Regions from separate parts of the Mus musculus genome. Here region 2 is linked to region 1. The links are chromatin contacts, found by Hi-C or POLR2A ChIA-PET in ENCODE. All regions are on one chromosome and are shown on one strand. The core of a region is the stretch at or near the end of the contact, and the rest is flanking DNA. Distances in the headings are between cores, read along the strand shown. Region 1 holds the start of Maml3 (mastermind like transcriptional coactivator 3). Region 2 overlaps Maml3 (mastermind like transcriptional coactivator 3).

Evidence for each region. A loop is a pair of places that touch in the nucleus more often than their neighbours do. ChIA-PET counts read pairs that join two places held with the same protein, here RNA polymerase II (POLR2A).
Region 2: a loop to region 1 is called in a map of left cerebral cortex, with 6 times the contacts of the local background. The contact joins the enhancer-like site here to the promoter of Maml3 in region 1. A Hi-C loop is called at or near these places in 8 of 37 maps with a recorded cell type or tissue (Patski, T-helper 1 cell, T-helper 17 cell and 3 more). POLR2A ChIA-PET finds 5 or more read pairs at or near these places in 1 of 5 experiments (Patski).

The regions. Positions count from the first base shown.
Region 1 is chr3:52,102,009-52,108,855 of GRCm38, forward strand. Maml3 (mastermind like transcriptional coactivator 3) reads right to left here and starts at 2,998. Exons shown (of 5, transcript NM_001004176.2): 1 at 1,671-2,998. The coding sequence starts at 2,135.
Region 2 is chr3:52,066,278-52,073,124 of GRCm38, forward strand. All of the region lies in intron 1 of Maml3 (mastermind like transcriptional coactivator 3), which reads right to left. Among named protein-coding and RNA genes, the nearest start is that of Maml3, 35 kb to the right of the region's middle. Within about 2 kb of position 3,739, at least 1 of the 3 ENCODE cell types and tissues checked has a DNase peak (open chromatin) inside an H3K27ac peak, as active enhancers do; it is heart, where a contact is called at or near this core.

The sequences.
Region 1 (6,847 bases), core at 1,748-4,247:
GCGCTGGTGGCCTGGGGCGGCGGAGGGGGCAGGGCCGGAGGCACTGGGCGGTCCCGGGGACTGCGCAGGGCCGCCAGGCGGACAAAGCGCCTCCCGCTCCCTCCCCCACGGCCGCGTTCCAAAAGGGAGGGGAAGGAGGGCCCGGGGGGGGGGGGTGGGGGGTGGAGAGGGAAGCACGCGAGGGAGAGAGGGGAGGAGGAGGGCGCTGCCGGCGGGACTGGGCGGGAGCGCACTGAAGAGGGAGGGCAGGGAGGAGGGGCCAAGGAGAGCAGAGAGGAGGGAAGGATTCTTGAAGCCCAAGATAAACAAATTGTTCCTCTTCACGTGCGGGGTGGGGGGCGGGAGCGAGCCAGCTCTGAGGCCTTCCCCTCCCCCACACCGGCTCTTTGTCACCGCCCGCCCTCCCGAGCGCCCGGCGACACTGGCACCACCCCTGGCGCTCCGAGATCCGGAACGTGCGCGTCGCAACAGAAAGCACTCGGGAGAGGGCGGCCGGCACCGGGTTCCGTGCAGCCGGTGAAGGCACGGTGGGGAGAGCGAGCGCGCTCCGTGGAGAAAGCTATTACCGGGGCCCCGAACCTAGCGACACGGTGGGGGAGGGAGTGCACACACCTTTCCCAAGCTTCCGGCCTCCCCCCTCCTCCTCTCCCAGAGAAGAAAGCTAGAGAACCCTAGAGAGGAGATAAGAGAAAGGATTCCACCCTCGGGGTTAGGGGTGGGATCGGCCCCTTCCTCCTCCTAGCACTTAAGCCATTGGCTGCGCATCCTCCCGCGAACCCACCCACCCGGCCATTTAAGCCTTTCTCCTCCCTGCTTTCCTCCACTCCTCCGGGCTCGTTACCCGTCGCCGGAAAGTTGGTGAAGTGCGAGGTGGGGGCAAGTTGGAGAAGAGGATAGGGAGCAAGCCTAAGCCTTAAGGCAGGGTCAGAGCACAGCTCTGGCTCCCCTGCGCCCCCGCCTCCTTCTCGACCCCCTCGCAGCTGCCCCACCTGCCCTGCCACAGCCGCGGGTCTAGAGCGACGAGCGCAGCGCTCGCGCGCCCGGCATCCGCGCGCGCCCCCACGAGTACGCGCGCGCAGCCACCCTCACTCGCTTCTCACCCACTTCAAAGTTCATTCACAAAACTCTCAGACTTTCCCAAGCCCAAAGGAGAGGAAGTCAGGGACTCTTCCTTCCCCTCCTAAGGGTTCAGGGCCTGGCGCCCACTCAGAATGTGCGACAGCATCAATTTCTCCCTGCACCCGGCGGATGTGATGAGAGGGGTGGGCGAAAGGGGACCTATCTGGGGAGGCGCGGTGGTACAGAGAAAGGTGAAGGCGGGGCGCGGAGAGGAGCAGCGTGGTTTCTACTCCTGGGTTCACTCTGGTTCGCATCGATTTCTAAGACAAGGAGGGGGAAACTTTTCCTGCACCTCACTCTGGCACTAAAGCTCCCTCCTCCCCTTGGAGTCGTGACTGGCTTCTCTCCCTCTCATCCCTTCCTCCCCAAATCTGACAACCCTGACAGATTAACAGGTAGCGGCGGCGGCGAAAGCGTTTACCCTGAGAAAAGTTGACGTTAACCCTTCGTCTCCATCCCACCTCATCCCTCGGTGCAAATCAGACCCTCACAGCCCCCAAGCCAGGAACTCCACGCCCCCGACCCCAACGCGCACCCCAGTGAGCCCTCACCATGATCAGCGTATGGTTCCTCTGCTCGGCTGAGGCAGCCTCCGCATCTTGCTGGGTTTTACTCGGGTGCTGCTGCTTGCCGCTGCCGGCGCCCGATTTCTTGGCTCTCTGCTCCAGGGTCCTCTGATAGAGGCTCACGGTGTCCCGGCGCTCCAGCTCCAGCTGCTCCACCTGAGCCTGCTGATACCTGTTCTCGCAGTTGACGTGGTGCCGCCGGCAGCCCTCGATGCGCTGGCGGAGCCGCTCGACTACCGTGCTGTGCTTGGGGACGGCCGCCGAGCTGCCGCCGGGGCCCCCGGAGCCGCCGCAGCCGCCGGCAGCGGGGTGATTGCCACTCGGAGCAACCGGAGTGCTATTGGGAGTATTCACGCCGATCCCGGCCCCGCCGAGGCTGCTGCTCAGGCTGCTGTTGATGCAGATACTACTACCATTCGCGGCGGCAGCGGGGGCTGCGAAATCCCCCATCCTGCTCCCGGGGCACACTATTTTGGAAGAACTTTTTTTTTTAATCCACCCCCTATCAGCCTTCTCCTTGGGTCCAAGGATTAAAATAGTTTAAGTGGAACGCGGGGGAGACGCAAGCACATGGATGAAAAAACAGCGATCCCCACGGGGTGAAAAAAGGGGGAAGAGATTTTGGGGTGTTTTTTTTCCTTAAAAAAACTGTAAAGATCGAGGGGAGAAAAAAAGGGGGTGTTATCAGAATACCATCAGACACCTATCAACAAATAGAATCCCAACAAACTGAGCCGGCAGCAGATCGGCTTGCAACTCAAGGGGAGATCCGCTCCTCGCCTGCCTCCTTTTAATAATCCATTATTTTCTAATAAATTCCAGGAGGTTTCCGGTGGTTGGCAAGCATTTTCTCCCTACGTACCGAAAAACACACCCCATGTACACACACGAGCGTGTGCCTCCAGTGCGGACACGCGCGACACACACTCACTCCACGCCGCATCGGAAAACGGCGAGCTTGCTTATTGCATTTTCCTTCCACAAAAAAGTTTTGGTGTTTATGCCGCCCCGTGTTCTCAAAGTACTTTGGCTGCTCAGTTGCATTTCACAGGAGCCTAGACATCGAGTCCTCGGGCTGGGCAAGTAAACACATGGACAGTCCGAGGCGACTGCAAAAGTAGATCGCTGGAGTCCTTTGCGAAACGCCGCGCGGAGAGCAGCCACTAATGCTCGGCCAGGCTGCCGCTGCCGCCGCCGCCTCCGCCACCATCACAATGATCAACTGCTCGCCGCCGCCGCCGCCTCCTCCTCCTCCTCGCGCTCCTCCACCTCCTCCTCCTCCTCCATGCCAGCGGAGTGATATCAGGACGCGCGAGCTCAGTAAACACGGCAGCGGCGGCGGCTGGAGGCCGTGAGACAAGCCCGGGGACCCGGTGCAAAACCCGGCCCGGACTCTCCCCTGGCGGGAGCGGGCGCGGCGCGCACCGACCTGACTCCCGCCTCCCTTGCCCCCCCACCCCCTCCCCTTCCCCAATCCAGCTGCTCCCCAGGCTGGGAAGCCCCGACCTGCCAGGAAGAGGGGGGAAAACAAAGATTGGGGGGAATCTTAGGAGTGGATCACCTTTTGACCCGTGTGTGTGTGTGTGTGTGTGTGTGTGTGTGTGTGTGTGTGTGTGTGTGTGTGTGTGTGTAAGTGAGCGCGCGGCGCGCGTGTATGTGTGTGTGCGCGCGCGCGAGTGCGCGGGGACGCGCCAGGCTGGCTGTGTTTCCTTCTGCCCAGCGAGGTATCCAGCGAGCCCAAGTTGTTGTTATACATTTATGCATTATATTGCAGAAATGTGCATGACCAGGCAGAAACAGTGCAGCTTCCCAGCAGCTGTCATCCCCACCCATGTGAAATGAAATAGGCAAACGAGTGGCTTGTTTTCAAGGCCCAGAGAAGACCCTGCTAGTGAACTCTTGCTCAAACTCTAGGACCCTCTTTAACTCAAATAATTTTTTTTCCTTACGTTTATTTGTTTATTGGGAAGAAGTGCCTAGTGCCACACCCCACGCACGCTTAGAAGTCAGAAGACAGCTTTGTGGAGTCCTCTAAGGTGGGTACTTGAGTTTGAACCAAGGTTGTCAAGATCTGGGGCAGTCAGTCACCTTTACCTCCTGGAAATTTCATCAAAGTACCCATTCCTCAATGAACAGAACTAAGCAGTCAAAACAAAACAAAACCTTGGGATATTATTTATTTCTCTGTACATAACGACTGTGGTTATTATGACGATTATTGTTTTATTTATCCTTGAAAAAAAATAAAACCAAGCAAGCAGGGACTTGGAGGTGAGACTAACAGTACATTTAAACAGACTGTTTTGAACACTAGGTGCTAATGACGGCAGCAATTAAGGGTCCTGCCTAAATCAAGTGGAAAGATTGCAGATTTCATGCTTTAGAACTATAGAAAGAAAGAAAGAAAAAAAAAACACAGCATTTCACAGTTTGTTGTGACCAAAACAAAAACAAGCCAAAAAGTGTGTGGGGGGCAGGCTTAGCTTACCACTAGATATATTTTTTTATTTCAATGGATTCACATTCACAATAGCACGATTGAAATGGAGTAGCTGCAGAGAAGTAATCTCAGGTTTTGTTAATTATTATCACACATTATCTACCCAGACACTGAGTAGAACATCTGACAAGAAAGTTCAAACACCCTTGGCTCAGTCTTACACCATTGCCCAGAGACGTCTGCAAAAATGAAAAGGCAGAAATTGCTAGCACTTCTGGGGTCCCTGGGCTACAGACCTCGATGGTGGGGTGTTCATGAAACGGCTTTTTGAATGGATTTGGGGGGGGGAGGGGGTAAAAACACAGCCCTGTTTTCTAAAGTACCCAGGAATAAAAGAAGGCTGGGCCTTGTTTTTTGTATGACAAAACTTTTCCCGGGGAGGTGCGATACACACACCTACTCATTCCAGACAGAGAACCCACCACAGACCAGAGAACAGATGCCATCAAAGGTCCAACTTAAAGAACCAATGAGTTTCATTGGTGTTACTTACAGGAATATGGGTGAGGGGTTCCTTACTGGAGCAGAAATTACTCAAAGACAGCTGCCTCACCACAGCCCACCACAGCCTGGGGACAGCTCACAAGAGCTGGAAACCCGGAGCACACTGCACAGCCTACAGGCAACTCAACAGGCTGGACTGGGTCCTTTCCTGGAGGTGCCTCAGTTGACCTAAACCTCTTCCAGGTAGCTTGGCTGGTTTCTGCAGCTTCTGAGTAGCTGATCTGATCCCAGTCTTCTTTGCAGCTTGGCTTGTCTGAGTGTTTTTGTTTTTGTGAGTTGGGTTTTTTTTTTTTTTTTTTTTTTAACAGTTTCTTTCCCAAGTCTGAGAGCAACTCTTAGCTTCTATCATTTACTCTGGCTGAGAGGAGCCTAGTGAATCTGGTCAGTTTCAGGGACTTCCTGAAGCTGTTTTGAGTAATTTACCTTCCTGCTTAAGGAGCACTTATGCATTAGTCATGAAGAAGCCTCTTCATTTCTTGGCTTTACTGTTTAGTAGCGATGCTGTTTCTAACCTCATAGTATCAGATATCTGTAGCTATAGTTCTCTTCATTTAATTGGGTCTATATGGTGAGCTGTATCTTTAATACCCACTGAATTATTTGGCTTTGAAAAGGGGGAACAAATTATTTATCTTGGTGAAAGGCTATAAGAGGGAAAACCTAATAGGAGAGGGTCTCTTGTTAAAGTTGCCTTCCTTTTTTGAAATCCATCTAATCGATGTACAAACTCCCGAATCATTAGTGCTCCTCAGTGACAGCCAGAAAACTAATCTGAGGGGCAGAAGAGCTGGCTCAAAACACCAGCAGAGTACCTTGGTTCCCAGGATCCGCATGGTAGTTTACAACAGCCTAGAATCCCAGCTCCCGAGGATCTGGCAGCCTCCTCTGGCCTCACAGTCGCCAGGCACACATGCAGCGCACATACATGCAGGCGAAATAGCAAGAAATAAATCCTTTTAAAAAGAAAACTAAACCAAGAAAGTTACATACAGAAGTAACCATTTGATTGATATGTGTGTGTGTGTATGTATGTATGTATGTTTAAAAAGAGATGAGCAAGTCGCCTTTCTGACAGTCTCACAAGGAAGTCTATACCCACAGCTTCCCTGCAGAGAGAAGGCTGTGATAGCAAGCATGCTCTAATCCTCACACCTACATAACCAAGTCAAGACTGCACCTTCATTTACCCAGGCAGGAAGTTGGAGGGACTGAACTGCAGGGTCTCTGGCTTCGAGACATGGCTATTCATTCTATTTCTTCTTGAAACTCAGACTTTAATTTTTTTTTTCATGGAGAATTTCCCATGTTGAGAGAACAACAATAATAATTGCAGCATTATGAGTTCCCATAAGTTAATTTTCTCATCTATCTTAAGAGGAAACTGAAAGTACATGGAAATTTGCATCCCTCTGTTTGGGAGACCAGTTTGTAGAGGAGTTTACTTTGGGACTGTACCCAGGAGCTCCCCAAAGACAAGTAGAACTGTTCTTGCATGACTTTAGCAAGTGGGGCCTGATTTTAGGGCATAATGTGGGCCACATTCAAAAGAGGAACAGACCTCTCTCTCTCTCTCTCTCTCTCTCTCTCTCTCTCTCTCTCTCTCTCTCTCTCTTCCTCTCTCTCTCTCTTACACACACACACACACACACACACACACACACACATACACAATTACTCACCTCTTCAAAGAGGGTGCAATGGCAGTCACAAGCAAAACACCAACTTGGACAATAGTCTACTATGCATACTTGAGGTCAGAAACACCATTGCATCTGTGAAGGGGGGCTAGAAAAATCAGGAAATGAGCAGGACTGGAGAATTGAACCACACAGGCCAGTCATCATAGAGTAGTGATGTTCTTTTACTGTCGTGACACCAGCCAAAGCAGAGACCTCTGTCCTCACTACTTCTAGACCCTCTGACACATCTCTGCCAGCCTGCCTAGATTCCTCCTTGGAAGACTTAGAGAAAGCCAAGTTCCAAGGGCAGTGATTTTACATCTCTGTCATTACTGCGTATTGATAGTGCGAGCAACCTTGTCTTTTATTTGTGCATGCCATAGAGTGAATCTTCGGGGTCAGGGCTCTAGACTCACAAGCAACTTTTGATGGTGTGGAAAAATAAAGATAACCTGAGATGTGCCAGACGTGGTGGCACA
Region 2 (6,847 bases), core at 2,489-4,988, 35 kb before region 1:
AGTGGAAAACTTTGACCAAAGCCTGGAACAATGTTTGGCAGGGGGGGGGGTGGTGAGAGTCTGGCTTGGCTGTCGTTCAGCCAAGTTCACTTGTCTGTGAACACTAACCTTGCACCCAAGCAAAGCAGAACTGTAGCTACGTCACTCAGCACCCCTTCAATGGGTGGGGTGACAAACTACTGAAAGTCACATAGAGTGTTGTCTGACATGGGACATGGGAAGTAGGTTAATGGGAGGAAGTATGCTGTCCTCTGATTGGAGGGCAGGAGGCACACACCTGCCTTTCCTGCTATGTTCTCAAACCTAATTCACACACACACACACACACACACACACACACACTCAAGGCATGCAGGCAGTGCTCGTTCCTCTCATTTCTGGAGGTCTGTGCTGTGGCCACTGCTCTTTCCGACACCTGGCACACCTTGGTCATATCCTCTGCAGAGTGCACAGGAAACACAGACTTCTCTCCAGATCCTCTAAGCCACCCCTCACCTGCCTACTTCTGCCTTCCAATGCAGAGTGGAATCATTCTGGCTTCTGTGTCCCCACAAACTACCTCCAACTCCATTAGAGCCCTTATCACGCCATACTGCGGAATGACCTGGGCAAATCTCCTCAGAGACATTAGTACAAGGCCCCTGTGTTCCTCTGTGAACTTTCTACAGTCACTACAGTACCTGGCACCAAGGAGGCTTTCAAAACCCATTTGCTGAATTAAAGAGTTGTGTCAAACAGCAAGAGTTCTTTCTCCTTTTGTCTAAGCAGGGGCTTGTCTTAATTAAAATAAAACTACAATATTATTAGGGTTTAAAATCATATAGCCATATATAGCTGCATATAATTACAGTGCAATCAAACCTCTGATATTTTTAGGTGTCTCCTTCCCTGGAAACTCTCTGTAGCTACTCTTGATAAAACACTGATGAATTTGTACTCAGTAAGGGTAGTGTTTTTGGTTCTTGTGTGTTTATATGTGTGAGTGTATATGTAGGTGGGTGTGAGACACACAGACAGACATGCGTGTGCTCGTGCTCACTCACACACACACACACACACATACACAGAGCGCAGGCAAACACTTGCCATATGGAAGGCTGAGGACACCTGGAGTGTTTGGGGACACCCCTCCCTCCTTGCCCCCGTCTTATATAAAGCAGGCTCTCCAGGCACTGCACACGCCAGGTTCTCGTTCTCTGATCTTCCTTTCCCATCTCTCCACAGCAGCAATGGAATTACAGACCCAAGCTACAGTACAAGGCTTTTACATGGGTCCTAGGCTTTTGAAGTCCAGTCTTCAAGGCTTATGCGGCAAACACTTTATCCCCTGAGCCATTTCTTCTGCCTTCTTCTCATTTCCAAAAACTTTCTATTCCCAAATATTTAAGTAGAGTGAGGTAATAAGTCTCCATTACCCAGCTTCATTTCTGGCCTACACTTCTTCATCCATGTTTAATACCTATTTTCCCTTGCCATATTACATGAAAGAAAATTGCAGTCATAATATTCCACCCGTAAATATTGTAGAATGTACCTTTAGAACTTAGGGTTTCTTGGTTCAAATAGGCAGCCATAGCATGATCATCACATCCAAGGAGTATTGAGCAGCTTTCCCTAGCTTGACCTAATCGTCATGAGTGTGGAAGCATCTATTTTTTCAATTCGCTTGCCCTAAGGTTTTCAGCAGGGGAACACACTGCTAGACAACTCACAGACCAGGTGACTCATTTATAAAAAGTGCCAAGCTCGGGTCTGACATGACCATAGCATTCCTGCACCTCACTTCAACACAACCAACCATGTTCGACGTTTGTCCTACACAGCTATGCAAAATCATTTGTTTTCAATTCATTATTTGTTCAAAGATTTTGAGTAGACTTCCACACGTAAGTTCACACTACCGAGTTCTTCATAGCCCCTAATAATCCATTAAAAACAAAACAAAACAAAAAACAAAGGCTTAGTAGATGTTTTCCTTCCTCTTGGAACTAAAGGTCTTACTCTCCATGAACACTCTCAATTTCTGCTTTTAAAATAGAACTCTGGGTAAGGGGGGAAAGATGCCGTAGTACAATTAACTGAGTATGCCAATGAATGCACAGAGTGAATGTCTCCACCAACAGAACCCTGCATCTGTGAAATGAATGTGAAAGACCATCTCCAGTATAGCTCGAGGGAGGAATGGTCTCCTCAGCTGACACTGGCATTCATGTTCAGACTCAAGAACAAGTGTGGAAGTTCACTTCTTTGGGACTCTAAACATGTGCAAAATACTCCTTGACTGAAACTAAAAACAGGTGCAAAATGTAAATATATCCAATTTTTGAACTGAGATATTTCTGGAAAAGGTAAATATATATGTATATATATATGTGTGTGTGTGACAATTCATTATTAGATGGATAGTAAAATAACTATTTTGCAAAATTAAAATTCACATATATGTATGTGCCTTTAAAGGCACATATGTGTGTGTGTGTGTGTGTGTGTGTGTGTGTATATATATATATATATATATATATATATATACACACATAAATATGCTTTTAAAAACGTGTGCATGAAATGGGGAGGGCTTGTGCACATGAGGACCCTCCAAAGCTGGAGAACAGCATCAGACGTTTGGTAACATCCACCTGTGTGCTGGGAAGCAGTTAGTGCTCCAACTGCAGAGCCATCCCTCCAGCCCCAAACTGATTTCTTAACAAAGCAAATATCATCCTTTTGAACTTTGCATTTGAACCTAACAAATTTTCCCGCAAAATATGCAAATGAGACACACATTCACGTGTCTATTTTAATCCAGAAAATGGGTACTGATTCACCTTACTTTGAAAGAAAAGTGATGGAGAAACATGTGCCAACTCTGAACTCTAACCATCCAACCTGCAACACTCTGGTTTGCTGACAGCATTTCTTGTTATTTTATTCTTTCCTTGAGATTCAGAAAAGCTGATTCCACAGAAACAAACAAGATGGGACTACAAAATGGCTAAGCAAGTAAAGGCGGTTGCCGCCAAGCGGGAGGAGCTGAGTTTGATTCCCAGGACAACCTACATGGTACAAGGATAAAACCAACTTGTCTTCTGACCTCTGTAGTGAGTGCCCCCTAAAATAAATAAGTGTAATTTAAAACCGAAAATAAAAACACCGTCCTGAAGAGGTTAAACACAAGACTGAAAATCTCTTTCTCTTTGCTGATACTTTCACACAATACAAAAGGCTGTATTCGGGCGGCTGGGCGTGGTGGCATTTGGGAGGCAGAAGCAAGTAGATCTCTGTGAGTTCAGGGACAGCTAGAAATACGCAGTAAGATCCTGTCTCAGGGACCAGGGACGAAAAAAAGAAAGAGAGAGAGAGAGAGAGAGAGAGAGAGAGAGAGAGAGAGAGAGAGAGAGAGAGAGAGAGAAAGCAAGCTAGAGCTGTACTACAATGGCTACATATTCTGAACAACCAGCCAAATTAATCAAGCTATGCTGCATAAACGAGATCTGAAGTGTCGCTCGGGCGCTCTCCTGGGAAAGACACCCACACAGAGAACATTTCTCTTGCTTGTTCTCTTGCGCTCCTGACGGACAGGAGAAATCAAGAGGACGTATGTTCTACAAAACCAAATGATCAACCTGAATCGACTGCCTGGGTTCAATCCCTTCCCGATGCCGCGGGAAAGTGCCGCTCTAAGCCCAGGCGCTAGCCCCACTGCTTCCCTCCCGCCATCCTGGGCAGCTGTGGGCTCTTGCAGACAAAACCATTAGAGCTGGCTGACACCCCACGGGGCAGGAAATGAATCACCGCTTTACTCAACCGAAACTGCGGCAGGTTTTAAGGAAGCTAAGCACAGTTGGCCAAATTGAATCAGTAGCAGTTAGCTGGTAAAGAAGTGTCGAGGGACTGTGACCAATGACAAAGGATTAGCATTTTGGATCTGCTTTTCCACTCTCGGAGCAGATTTTTAGCAAGCACAGGTGCCTTTCGTGTAAGGTTCCCTGTGGCTGCACAGACCACCAACAGGTCCCTGCGAGGACATGCTAGACACCCGAGGTAGGTGAGGCTCCTTGACACATCCAGAGGTCCAGGCTCTGGCTGCCTTTGGTTTTCACTGGAATATGTCTTTTTAAAAAGGGTCAGTTTCTTCCTCAAATTTAGAAGTTCTACAGTTTGTTCTCAAAAATTGGGGCTCTGTCTCATGTGAACTGAGGTAGGTCTTAGATCTTAATACAAGAAAAATGGGAGTTAGGGGCAAAGCCATTATCTTCGATTTTCTTTACTACAACCTGAAAGCAAACATTTGTGAGGCTAATGACAATGATCCAAACACTGAATTTTCTTAAACCCAGGCTATTGTCTTCCTTCAGACGATGCTTCTCTGACTTGTCTGCTGACCACACAGAAACCTAATTTTTAAGCCGAAAGCTAGTTTCAAATGTAGCTTTATGTTTTATGCGCATTTTTAATACAGACCTTTAAAAGTCTAATTTGCAGAATATTTCCCTAAGAAAACAATCAGGTGTTTCCTAGGTAACAAAGCAAGGCATTCCCAATTAGAAAGAAGTCTTTTCCACAGTTCTGTTTAGAAATCAAAATACATCTAAGTTGACAGATGACAGAAATTGGTCAAATCAAATTTTTCCCCTCCAAGTCCCACAAAGGTACACGTTAAAAGTTTCTAAATTACAGCCAGATCTCCAAAGAGTTACAATCGTCTCAGGTTAGCACAGGAGTAGAACAGGTTTTGTAAGCACACCACACAACATCTGAGGTCATTAGTTCATATTTGAGAAGAAAGCTACTTGGCTCAGCTGGTAAAGGCACTTGCCACCAAGACTGACTGCTTTGAGTTTGATGCCCAGGAGCTGAACAGTAGAGGGAATTGACTCCTGAAGGCTGTCCTCTGCCTTCCAAATGCACACTGTGGGATACACACACACACACACACACACACACACACACACACACAAGCTAAATAAATGTTATTAAGAGAGAGAGAGAGAAGCAGAGAGAGAGAGAAAGATAGAATTTTTAGTCCACAAAACTGACATAGTGCATAGGTAATTCTTGGGAAACCTGTGTGTGACATTTCTAGGGTTTCTCACAGGCCACTGCACATAGTAATTTATGCAAATACCTCAGAGAAACAAACCTAAAGAAAGCCCACTGGCTCATACCTTCTAATGCCTGCAGTAAACAAGGAGATTCACAACTGCAGGCCTTTCTTCATCCCACAGCTAGACATCTGGCAGAACAGATGCCCCTTCATCAGCCACAACCTCCACATCTAAACATTTAAGAGTTTGGTTTTTTTTCTATTTTTCCTAATGTGTTCGGCCTTCTAAAATATTAGTCATGGGCTGGAGTAGAGGGTAGTGACAAAACATTTGCCTAGTACACAGGAGGTCTTTCCTGAAAATAAGTAACAGCCGTAGCAACAGCAACAACTATCTATGGATAGAATATATGGAACCAGACGTAGGCTTACTAGCTATAGAACCGTGGTCAAGGCCCGAGACCATTCTTGTGCCTCAGTTTCCCCAGCTGAAAACATCCCTACCTCCCTGGTTAGCTCTGAAGATGAAATGAGTCACTGAATGTTTTACTGATTAGTACAGCACATACTATAAATACCACATGAGTGTTAACCAATCCACGGGTGAAGACCGGGCATTAGAACAAAGATTATGGCAGGCGTCCTATTTACGCCAGTATGAAAGAGTGAGTTCCTACCAAGACCACAGTGTGCAACACTGAAGGGTTTCAGAAAGCCCCGGTTCATTCCTATGGTCAAGAGTTATATTACAGTGCTGCACCAGGGGAGACAACCCAACAGTCCCCAGCTCCAAAAGTAACATCTGTGAGAGTCACTTCAGAGCCAGGCCCAGTGCTAATCAGATTCTCTTTCATTGTCCCACACAGCAAAGGAGGACACACCAGGGAAGGACACTGGGCCCTGCATGCACAGTGTAATCCTTTAAACCAAACCAATTATTTTCCTAAGGGATGTGGGGACAATGAAAGCTTGACAGGAAGAGAAGTGACAGACGGACACAGCGTCTGACAAAGGTAACCTGACTCATATTCTAATCTCCTAAAATTCGGGGAGCTGAGCCCAGGGTCGGGCATGCTAAGCACACACTCTGCCCTTAATACAGCTACTAACTGAAAATAATCTATGGCTGCATTTCCCACAGAATTCAGTCAAAGGCCAGGTGTACCATCAGGGCAGTTTCAAAGTTCACCTAATTAGGCCAACCTCAAGATTTTGCCTTAACCTCCGCTCTGGCCAGAAAAACAGAGGGCTTGTCATGATGTAATCCTTTCTAGAGGCCATCAAAAAGATGTTACCGTGAAGAGTTTTAAGAGCGCCCATAACCGTAAAGAGAACTAAGATTCGGCCACTGAGGTCTCCTGTCAGAAATCAATGTAATTACACTCCTCTGATAGCTTCTTAAATATTCATTTCATATTTTCTTTTCTCAAGTCTGGAGATCCACTCACACACAGATACATCAATGTCCTGCATTTTGTTACACATAACCCTGTTCCCACGTTCTAATTTTAGATGTCGTTAGTCCACCAGAATTAATCTTTTCCCATATAAAGACCGGTCACAGCTCCAATCCGGTAGTTTTTCCTTAAACCTTTCCTCCTTCATAGAAAAGCACGTGGGCCATGTGATTTGCTGGTCTTTTTGCTCGGAAATTACCTGCAGCTAAGAAAGAGACACCTTCCTTACTCATTCCCGGAGCTGAAGATTACAGCAAACTCAAGTTTACATCTCCACTGCATCCTTGGGAGGAGCCAGTTACATGGCAGTGGGTTTTAGCCAATATTTAAAAAAACAAAAAACAAA